Regions from separate parts of the Mus musculus genome. Here regions 1 and 3 are each linked to region 2. The links are chromatin contacts, found by Hi-C or POLR2A ChIA-PET in ENCODE. All regions are on one chromosome and are shown on one strand. Each heading gives the region's core, a stretch centred on a gene start or an enhancer-like site at or near the end of the contact. The rest is flanking DNA. Distances are from core to core; before and after follow the strand shown. Region 1 has its middle 15 kb from the start of Snx10. Region 2 holds the start of Hnrnpa2b1 (heterogeneous nuclear ribonucleoprotein A2/B1). Region 3 holds the start of Nfe2l3 (nuclear factor, erythroid derived 2, like 3).

Region 1 (3,221 bases), core at 475-2,974, 40 kb after region 2:
TGTTAATGACCAGGAGGTAAAGCCCTAGGCTAGAAGACCTAAGGGGTTTAGCAGCCATCTTGTGAGTTAGTTTTTGTTTTGTTTTCTTTTGTTTGTTTTGTGGGAGTGGTGAAGTGAGAAAGCAGTGCGGTCTTCTTCAAGGTCATACAGGCTCTGGCCCTGAGCAGGGTTCATGGCTAACCTGAAAGCCATGGTTTATTTGAAAATATTTTCACACAGAAAGAGGTGTCACATCCATTTTGGGTGGTCAGCTGGGAGCTGACAACTGTGCTGTGTTGTTTGGTCTTGGTTGCTGAGAGCTTTCAACCAGACTCCTTTCTCCCCTCCTCGGTTCCCTTAATTTCCTGTCTTTTTGCCCTGCCTCAGGATTATAGACATAAGCCCCACAGCTGGCTAAATTGATGGTTCTCCTGTCTGGTCGTCTACTGCAATTACCCAGAAGGCATATAAAACAGCAGAGTCTAGATCCTACTCCATACCCAGAGCAACAGGGACTGTTAGATCTCTTTAGGTGATTCAGTGAGATATTTTCTATTTATTTTTATTTTTATTTTTGAAACCAGTCTCACTGTACAGCCTTTAGAACTCACTATGTACCCCAGGCTAAGCTCAAACTCACAGAAATCAGCCTGCCTCTGAGTGCTGAGATTAAAGGCATGTGCCCGCCACCACACCCAATTTATATAGTGCAGGGGACAAAACCCTGACATCCTGCACGTGAGGCGAGCACTCCACCAACTGAGCTACATTTCCAGGCAAATACCCTTAAATGTTATCCTGCCTTAGTGGTTCACTGTGGCTAGCACTGAGTGTGGGGGCTAGTCCCAGCGCTTAAGTTAAATACAGCTTCACTCTCTCTACCTCCTAGCTATACTGAATATCCCAGAATGGGGGTTGTGGCGGAGCCACACCTATGCTGATTCTCCAGAGACTTTGAATGTTGCAGATCAGAGACAGATTATCCTGAGCAATCTTTGATCCCCCTTCATAGCTATGTATTGCCCTCATCTGTGTGCGACCTATGTGTCACTTGAAATGTGCTGTGGTGTATTAGATTGCTACTTTTCATCAATCACAAACCAAGAATAGCCACAGATAGCATCTCAAAACTATGGGAGAGACCCCCTTCCCTATACTCAGAGCTATGGGAGAGACTTTCTTTCCTATACTCAGAGCTATGGGAGGGACCCCCTTTCCTGTACTCAGAACTGTGGTAGGAATCCCCTTTCCTGTACTCAGAGCTATGGGAGAGACATCTTTTTATCATCTGCTTGCCTAATGTTCTCACCAATTTCGAGGAGCACATTACTTTATGGCTGCTTTGTTCTGCAAAAACCTATGAAACTGCTACCATGTCGGATATGTTTGACATTTGTGGACATCTGACTATTCTCAAGCCATGGCCACTCATCACTGCTTTCAGCATAAACTCACTGTTATTCCCGTTGATGAGAGCTGTGTTTTGCATCCACGGAAGGGACTGTGGAGTCTGAAGGAGTCTGGGCACTCCCTCGGGATACCATTTTCTTCCTAAGCAGATTCGAGTCTTTGTTGCTTTATTGAAAAACTGGATATGAGAATTAGTACAAAAAGATGGTTTATATTTACTGAGGAGACAAGAGCCCTCAGCTTCTTTCTACAACGCTTGCAGCGTGATTTCTAAAGATAAAAGGAGCGCAGGGAGTGCGCATGCTCAGCTGTGAGGTAAGTTACCAGCGGGGGTAAGCGGTTCCTCTGGGGGACAGCGCCACCTCTGGCGTGCTCCATTGCTCCATTGCATGAGATTCTTCTCGACTCCAGCATGGGGCTACATGACGCCAGCATGGGCCTTTCTGGATAAATTTTAATTCTTTCGGGTCCTTGTTAGAGAGCTTAAACTCCGAGGAGAAAAAAATTAGAAAGTGGAAAAAGGATCAACTGGTCAGATTTAAGCTTACCTCTGAAGCTGCTTCCTGGTGGCCTGGAAAAGAACCTTAGTGAGCTGGACCGTCTTACGTCAACTCCGTCACAGGCTGATGGCGTCTGAGAGGAGGGAGGCTCAACTGAGAACATGCCTCTATAACACCAGGTTGTAGGAAAGCCTGTAGGGCATTTTCTTAATTAGTGATTGATGGACAAGGCTCAGCCCATTCTGGGTAGGGTGGACTGGTGGTCCTGTGTCCTATAAGAAAGCAGGCTGAGCAAGCCATGGGGAGCAAATCAGTAAATAGCACTCTTCCACGGCCTCTGCACCATCTCCTACCTCCGGGTTGCTTCTTGACTTCCTTTGATCGCGAGCAGCGTTGTGGAAGCCTAAGACACACTCTTTCCTCCCCAAGCTGCTTTGCTTGTGATGTTTCATCAGAGTGATTGTAACCCTAAGACATTTAGCTTTAAGGGGACCTGCCGCTGGATTCCCATGGCTCTGTCCCTTGAGGGAAGCAGCCTGGACCATATTCTGCTCTTTCAAACTCCAGCTTCAGTGGATTGTTCTAGCTCGAACTCTTCTTATTCCTTAGCTTGAACTTTTCAGCCCTTGTAACTCTGAGCCAAAGGGGATGTCTCAGGACATTCTTCCAGAAGAGGGCGCTGTTCCACCCTTGCTGAAATCATTCTGAGAGCCGTCAGGTCTTAAACGTCCCAACACTGGCAGGAGCCAAGCTATTCCAGACATTTAATTAATTAATAGCTTTCAGGAGGCAGAGGCTAGTGGATCTCTGTGAGTTCCAGGACAGCCTGATCTACAAAGACCCTGTCTTAAAAACAAAACAAAACAAACAGAAAGGCATACAGTTGCCAGAAAATTGTGTTTGGTAGAAAACAACCAACCAACCCAACCAACCAACCATCCCAAAACCCTCCTCAATCCACCACCACCAAAACTTTCTTTACTCCTTCCACCCTCTCTCCTCTCCCTCTCTCCCTCCTCGTCCTCCTCCTCCTCCTTCTTCTCCTTTCTCTCTCTCTCTCTCTCTCTCTCTCTCTCTCTCTCAAACCCTGTCTCAGAAAACCAAAGGAAAAACCACTAACAACAAAACATAATTAATTAATTGTGTATGTATGTGCATGTGTGCATGCACTCCATGGTGTACATCCTGGAAATTGGTTCTCTTCTTCTACTAAGAGAGTTCAAAGGGTTGAATGCAGGTCATCTGGTTTGGTGGCAAGTACCTTTAACCGCTGGGCCAGCTTGCTGACTCACCAGGATGCTGTGGATATGCCAGGGAAGAACCTCTATCTGA
Region 2 (2,932 bases), core at 103-2,602:
CACGCTCAAACACTGTGACCCCAAACTAAGTTTTTATATAGCCAGGACGTGGATTTTCGTCCACTGAACCAGGCTTTAAGCGAAGGCTAACTATGAAAAGTCAGCTATTTCACTTCCTTAAAGTGAACACCACGTGCTAAGGATCCGTTGACTTTACCAACAAATTCGAAGATTCCCTTAAAAATGCTTATAATTTGAATTATTTCGATCCGAGGATCCTTTAAGCAGATAAAAGTTCTGCAATAAAAGGAAAGTAACCCTGCACTCAACATAGCCTCCCTAGCTTCCTGATGAGCGCTCCCATTTTTTCCACTTTGACTTCCTCCTACTATACTAATGCTCAAGTGCTTTACTACAGCACCCGTAATCTTACGTATTATGAAAAATAAAACGGTCTCTTTGCAGCGACGCTGCCTTCAGCCACCCGCCCAGGCCTCGGTTGTACTACGTTCTCTCTGCCTGTTCCAGTAAAGCTCGTGGAGCGCCGCCACCCCGCCCCCACCCCGCGCCTCGGTGGCTTCAGAAAGCAATGGCGCCATTTCGTCGAGGGGAAGGCAGAGAGCCTTTAGCGAGGTGCGCAGGACGCTGAAGACCCAAGCTCAAAACGCTAAATCCACCTCGAAACGGTATGAAGACTTCCAAAAGAAAGGAAAATCGCTAAACACGTCTACGCAGTGGTGAAAAAAGAAAACCAAACTAGTAAACCTAAAGCGTTGAAAGCAAAATCGTGGCGAGGAAGGAGACGGGAAAATGGCGGCCGCCAAATCCGGTTCCCGGGAGAGGGGGGAGGGGAAGCTTCGCAGACTCGCTCCGGGAAGCCGGGGGGGCCCCAGAAACGTTCCGCCGCGAACACAACCGAGCCCCTAGGCCCGCGCACATCGAAAGGCCAGCGATGGCCCGCTCACGCGCTACTTTAGCGGTCCAGCCCGGTCGCGGCGGGCACTTCCCATCCCCCACCCCAACTGAGGGAAATGGCGCCGGGCGGCTGAGGGCGGGGAAGGCGGTCGGACAATCAGAGGCCTCCTCCAACGACCCCTCAGAAACTCGCCAAGGCCAACCGCCACTCGAGTGGCCGCATCCCCTCCGCCGGACCACGGAGGCGGGTGGCCGGTTTCCATTGCGGTGCCTACGGCCTCGCCATGCCATTTTTAATAACTCATTGATTTCAAACCCGTTACCTCCATCGCGGACTCAGTCGCTTCAGCCCGATTTCCCGCAGCCGAGCGAGATGAGAAAGACCTCCGCGGACGGACGCGCACGGGACTCGTCCTGGCGCTGTGGGGAGAGCAGGCGATGGCCAAGAAACTGGGCCGCAAAGGAGCTCCTGCACACGGGACCGGCGCCGCTGCTACTGCCGCTGGAGCCGAGACCGCCGCTTTTCTAGAACCTTCCCCCCACTAACGCGTCTCCGCTTACGTCACGCCGTTACGTAAACGCCCTAACCGCCGCCAATGGCGGGAAGGGCCTACACTCTCCTTACGCCAAGTACGTGACACTCCCCCTTTAGGTACAGCGGGACTGCTTTACATCACTTGCGCAACTGTGTTCCGTGAATTGCGGAAGGCTCGCGCTCGGCGTGTTACTACGTCCGGAACTAGGTCCGGCCCCCACCTCCGCGTAGGGAGCGGAGAAACGGTCGCGCAGTTTGAAATAACGCCGTCGGGAGGGGCTTAGGCCGGCGCTGGGGCGTGCGGCCCTCTCCACCCAAGCGTGCTCTCTGCAGCTACGCCTTTGCCAAGCCCGTCCGCACAAATATTCTCGAACCACACAAATATTTCTACACGTCCCAAAGGGGTTCTCACTCGGTCCCTCCCAGAAGGACTTTTAGTCCAAGTACCACCCCGGATGCCACAAGCCTTGGGATCCCGCGCCTAGTGAGAGGTGGTGCTTAAAGAACCCCGCTGTTTATCTCCCCGGCCTTCAAGATCCGGGCAAGGAGGTGGGTGGAGCCCCGCTTTGGCGCGCTCCGAGACGCAGAGAGGCCTCCGCGGTCCTTCCTGCCCGCCTTCCCCCCCCTCCCCCCAGCCAGGAGACCCCCTGGGCGCCACGCCGCGGACGGTGAGCATTGCGCGCGCCGCCCCCCGCAGGACGCGTTCCCGGCGGGCCCCGCGCGGCCAGGGCGTGGGCGGTGCTCCCCCTCCCCCCCGGCGGAGCTGCCCGCGCCCCCTCCCCTCGGATGTGGCTGAACCGAAGCGCGCAGGCGGGAGACTCTGCAGGATCCGCGGCCCTGAGCATCGGAGCGGTGAAGTTCGTGCCTTTGCTTTTTTTCGATCTTGCGTGTGGTGGGGTTTAGGATGCTCCGTGCGTCCGAGCTTGCGGGGAGGCTGCGAGCCCCGTGGGCCGCGGGCTGCGGGAAACCGGCTGGGGCCTCGCTGAGGCGGGCGCCGCGCCGGTGCGTGGGGGAGATGGGACAATTGTGCATGAGGGTGGGAGCCGGATGACAGCTACCGAGACTCCAGACAAAGCGCGGGCCTCCCCTCCCCCAGCCTCGTCGCAGGCCCGCAGGGAGAGAGCGGTTCAGGCTCTGCAGCTGCGAGGCCCGAGGCTCCGGGCTGCGGCGCGCTCCCGGCTACGTGGCCGCCGCCGGATGGGGGAGGCGCGGGCCCGTGGCGCAGTGCCCTTGAGCCCCCGCCGCCGCCTTTGTTTCTCCCCGCGGAGGCGCTGACCACGAGGCCCGCGCTCTCGGGTGGGGGACGGGCTCCCGACCGGGGAATGGAGCTGGGAAGGAGCCCTCCTCGGAGGGGAGCGTGAAGGAGGTCGACTCCTTCTATCCTTATCAGGACAGTACTTGGGAGCTTGAGGCTGGGGATTGCCAGGCGTTGAAGCCCAGACTGGACTATAGAGAGTGATTACCGCACCACCACCCCCGGAAAAAAAAAGCCAGAAAATAGGACTGGGACATCTTAATGTGTTCCTTTTTTTATACCGTGAT
Region 3 (3,065 bases), core at 52-2,551, 37 kb before region 2:
TCCAGGAAGAAAGAGAGGGAGGGAGGGAAAGAGAGAGAGAGGAAAGGAGAGAAGGAAGAAAGGAGAAAGGGAGGAAGGGAGAGAAGGAAGGGAAGGAGGAGAGAGGGAAGGAGGGAGGGAGGGAGAGGAAAGGAGGAAGAAGGGAGAGCATCTTACAAATTTTCTAAGTTGACAAACCCTAAGTGGGGCTAGGTTCCCCAGGGGGAACCAGGAGGGCTTGGTAAAATCTCCACTTGCAAAGCCCATGTTGGGTACTGTGTAGGTACAAAGGTGAGCCAAACAGGTTCCTGGCCCTCAAGAGTTTACAAGAGTCAAGTCATACTAACCCTCGGCCTCTGTAAACCACAAAGTAGAATAGGCCAAGTGCTGCAATGCTGGCAGCTGGGGAAAGCTCTGTGGGAGAACAGATGGGAGAGAGATTAATCCCATATGCTGAATATTCAGAGGATGGAGCTTTAGGGGGCTACCCCTTAGAAGATGAGGGGGCAACAACCCACAGATAATAGAGTACTTCCTGCCTGTGCTTGATGGTTTGCCCGAATCTCCGGAAAGACACATAAAGTGAAATTTTGCCTAAGTTCAACCTAGAAAGCAGTGTTGGGGCTGGTGGATTTGAACACACACAAGTCCTGTAGAGCTGGTATTCTCAGCCCTCAGGTATGAAGCAAAAATGCCATGAGAGAAGACTAACAATTTGCAAAGTATGTCTAGGGAATAGTGAAGACTCTGTAAAGGTGTAGATATGTGCATGTGTCTATATAATATTCTTTCACTGAAAAGGAGGCTTGGAATCTGTATCGATTCCTGACTTTCGTAGATTTCATCTGATCTCCCTGAATCCCTATTTGGGGTACTATTCTCCTTGTTTTGCCGACAAGGAAACAGAAACACTGATTATTAAGAAACCCTCGCTGTCTGGTGATGGGGGTGCAATCTGAATTTAGGGTCTACTCCTCTTACCCTCCGTGCTGGCCAGTAGTTGCCCACCTGTGACCACTTGTGCTTAGTGCTCAAAACTGGCTACTTTCTCCCTAGTTTAAACATCCTTGTCTCCTCCCAACTTCTCCAACTTTCCTCCACTCCCACCCATAGGTTTTTTCAGCTAGAGTGGTCCAGGTCACTACCACAGGGCTGCCAGGGGCATCTGGGAGCTTTAAATCTGCTTCCATTCCAAAATGCTTTGAAACTCCTCCTATAAAGAGGCCTGGAGCCCAGAACAGATATGAGTGTGTCCCAGGGGCTGTGCCTGCGGCTCGGGGCGGGGCGAAGTTTGAAGGGGGCGGGACTTAACTGTGGGCGTTGCCAGGCAATGGGGCGGGTTCTGAGAGCTGGGTGTTGCAGGTGTCTCCTCCGCCTCTCTGGGTCCCCGGCCGCGCCAGGCACTGTGTGGGCAGCCGAGGGAGCGCCTTTGTGCCTGGCTGGGGTGAGGCTGCAACGGCCCCTTGTACGCCCTGGTCCATTGTCTTTTCGGCTGGTGCCACAGGGGCGGCTGTAGTGCCAAGCCGGGTGGACACAGGCATCCCCGGCGCACCGTGGGAGATGAAGCTCCCGAAGCCTTGGTGGGCGGGCGGCGGCCTCCTGCAACTCACGATTCTGTTGAGCTTGGTAGGGCTCCGTGTGGACCTGGACCTCTTCCTGCCGCCGCCGGCCGCCGCACTTTGGGAAGAGCTGCTCCCACTCTGCCCCACCCGCCCCGCCTCGGCTTCTAACCCCTTCTCGGCTTCGGAAGGCTGGGAACGCACCCCCCTGCTACCTGCCAAAGGCCGGCTGCTGCACGAAGTGCGCGCGCTCGGGGTCCCCTTCATTCCCCGCACCCGCGTGGACGCGTGGCTAGTGCACAGCGTGGCGACTGGGAACGCAGACGGGGCCCACGGGCTGCTCGGCACCGCCGCCTCGTCGGCCGTGGGAGACGGCGGCCAGTCAGCATCCGCGGGCGGCGGGGACCCCCGAGCGGCTCATAGCAGCCCTCTGGCCGCTGAGGAAGAGGAGGAGAAGGCGGCCGAACCGACGGCGCAGGTGCCAGATGCAGGCGGATGCGGGAGCCAGGTAACCTAAAAAAACGCAAGCGAGAAGCACGTCTACGCCCTCCAGGGCAGAAAGAACTGGCCCCGAGCTCTAGGGTCCCGATGACTAGGCAGGGTCACACCCGGGCTCTCTTTTCTCCCTACTCTAGGTAGTTACAGGTTGCGGGACAAATGTGCCCCGCCTCCTTTTGAATGAAGAGGGTGAGTTCTGGGGATTTGCTTTTAGGGAAAGTGTATGAAATCCATTGCGTGCAGAGACCACCCTTCCTTGTGTTTGATGGCTGTGGAGGGTATTTTGGTAATGGGGAAGCTAGAGGGAATGGTGCTGTCTGGACGTGGCCTTTAATCGTACCCCGAATGCATTAAGATGCCTTGATGGGGAACCTGTACCGGAGTAGAGAATATGAAGGAGGCCTCAGCCCCTGAGAAGATGTGCATCTCTCTGAAGAACCACGCACCTAAGCCGAGACACGATCCTTGCCCTGAGTTTAAACGTTTGTGGATGTGTTGTTGTGCTCCTGGACTAAGTAGGCTCGGTGTTCAGTGCAGGTGGTCTCTCTGTGATCTACCATCCCACCCTTGCCTGAGAATACTCCCTAATGGGACGTGTGAAATCCATAATTGACATAAACATGACACGTAGTAAGTTCCCTTTGGTTGCCGGTGCTCCCCTGCAGCTGAACTTTTTGTTTCTAAACAGTTCTGCAAGATCTGTGGGCGAAAACCTCAGGAAAGACCTGGCAACTAAAGCGCTCCTGTCTCCCAGGGGGTGCGGGTGGGGGGGGGGGGGAACTGGCTCCCTTTTAGGCCCAGTGCTTGAGGTTAACTGATGTCAATCCACAAGTGTTTGTAGGAGGTTGTTTTTGTGAAAAGCAGTCTTGTGCAAAATGGGAATTGGAACTAAACTGGTTTGTTTGCGGCTGTTCAAAATCACCGTTTGTGTAGGCAGTTGTCTGACGGGCTCCTCCACCCTTTCTTGGAGGGGTCATTGCGAGAGGTGCTAGTGATTCATTGTTAGGCTGTTCTGATCCCTTCCTCCTC

The links. Hi-C counts contacts between places; a loop is a spot of excess contacts on that map. ChIA-PET counts read pairs that join two places held with the same protein, here RNA polymerase II (POLR2A).
Region 1: a loop to region 2 is called in a map of heart, with 1.9 times the contacts of the local background. The contact joins the enhancer-like site here to the promoter of Hnrnpa2b1 in region 2. A Hi-C loop is called at or near these places in 3 of 37 maps with a recorded cell type or tissue (T-helper 1 cell, heart and left cerebral cortex). POLR2A ChIA-PET finds 5 or more read pairs at or near these places in 5 of 5 experiments (Patski and embryonic stem cell).
Region 3: POLR2A ChIA-PET joins it to region 2 with 54 read pairs in embryonic stem cell. The contact joins the promoter of Nfe2l3 here to the promoter of Hnrnpa2b1 in region 2. POLR2A ChIA-PET finds 5 or more read pairs at or near these places in 4 of 5 experiments (Patski and embryonic stem cell).

Annotation. Positions count from the first base shown.
Region 1 is chr6:51,507,732-51,510,952 of GRCm38, forward strand. No RefSeq gene overlaps it. Among named protein-coding and RNA genes, the nearest start is that of Snx10, 15 kb to the right of the region's middle. Within about 2 kb of position 1,725, at least 1 of the 3 ENCODE cell types and tissues checked has a DNase peak (open chromatin) inside an H3K27ac peak, as active enhancers do; it is heart, where a contact is called at or near this core.
Region 2 is chr6:51,468,493-51,471,424 of GRCm38, forward strand. Hnrnpa2b1 (heterogeneous nuclear ribonucleoprotein A2/B1) reads right to left here and starts at 1,353. Exons shown (of 12, transcript NM_001374745.1): 1 at 1,179-1,353. The coding sequence starts at 1,184. Cbx3 (chromobox 3) reads left to right here and starts at 2,124. Exons shown (of 6, transcript NM_007624.4): 1 at 2,124-2,247.
Region 3 is chr6:51,431,368-51,434,432 of GRCm38, forward strand. Nfe2l3 (nuclear factor, erythroid derived 2, like 3) reads left to right here and starts at 1,302. Exons shown (of 4, transcript NM_010903.2): 1 at 1,302-2,046. The coding sequence starts at 1,540.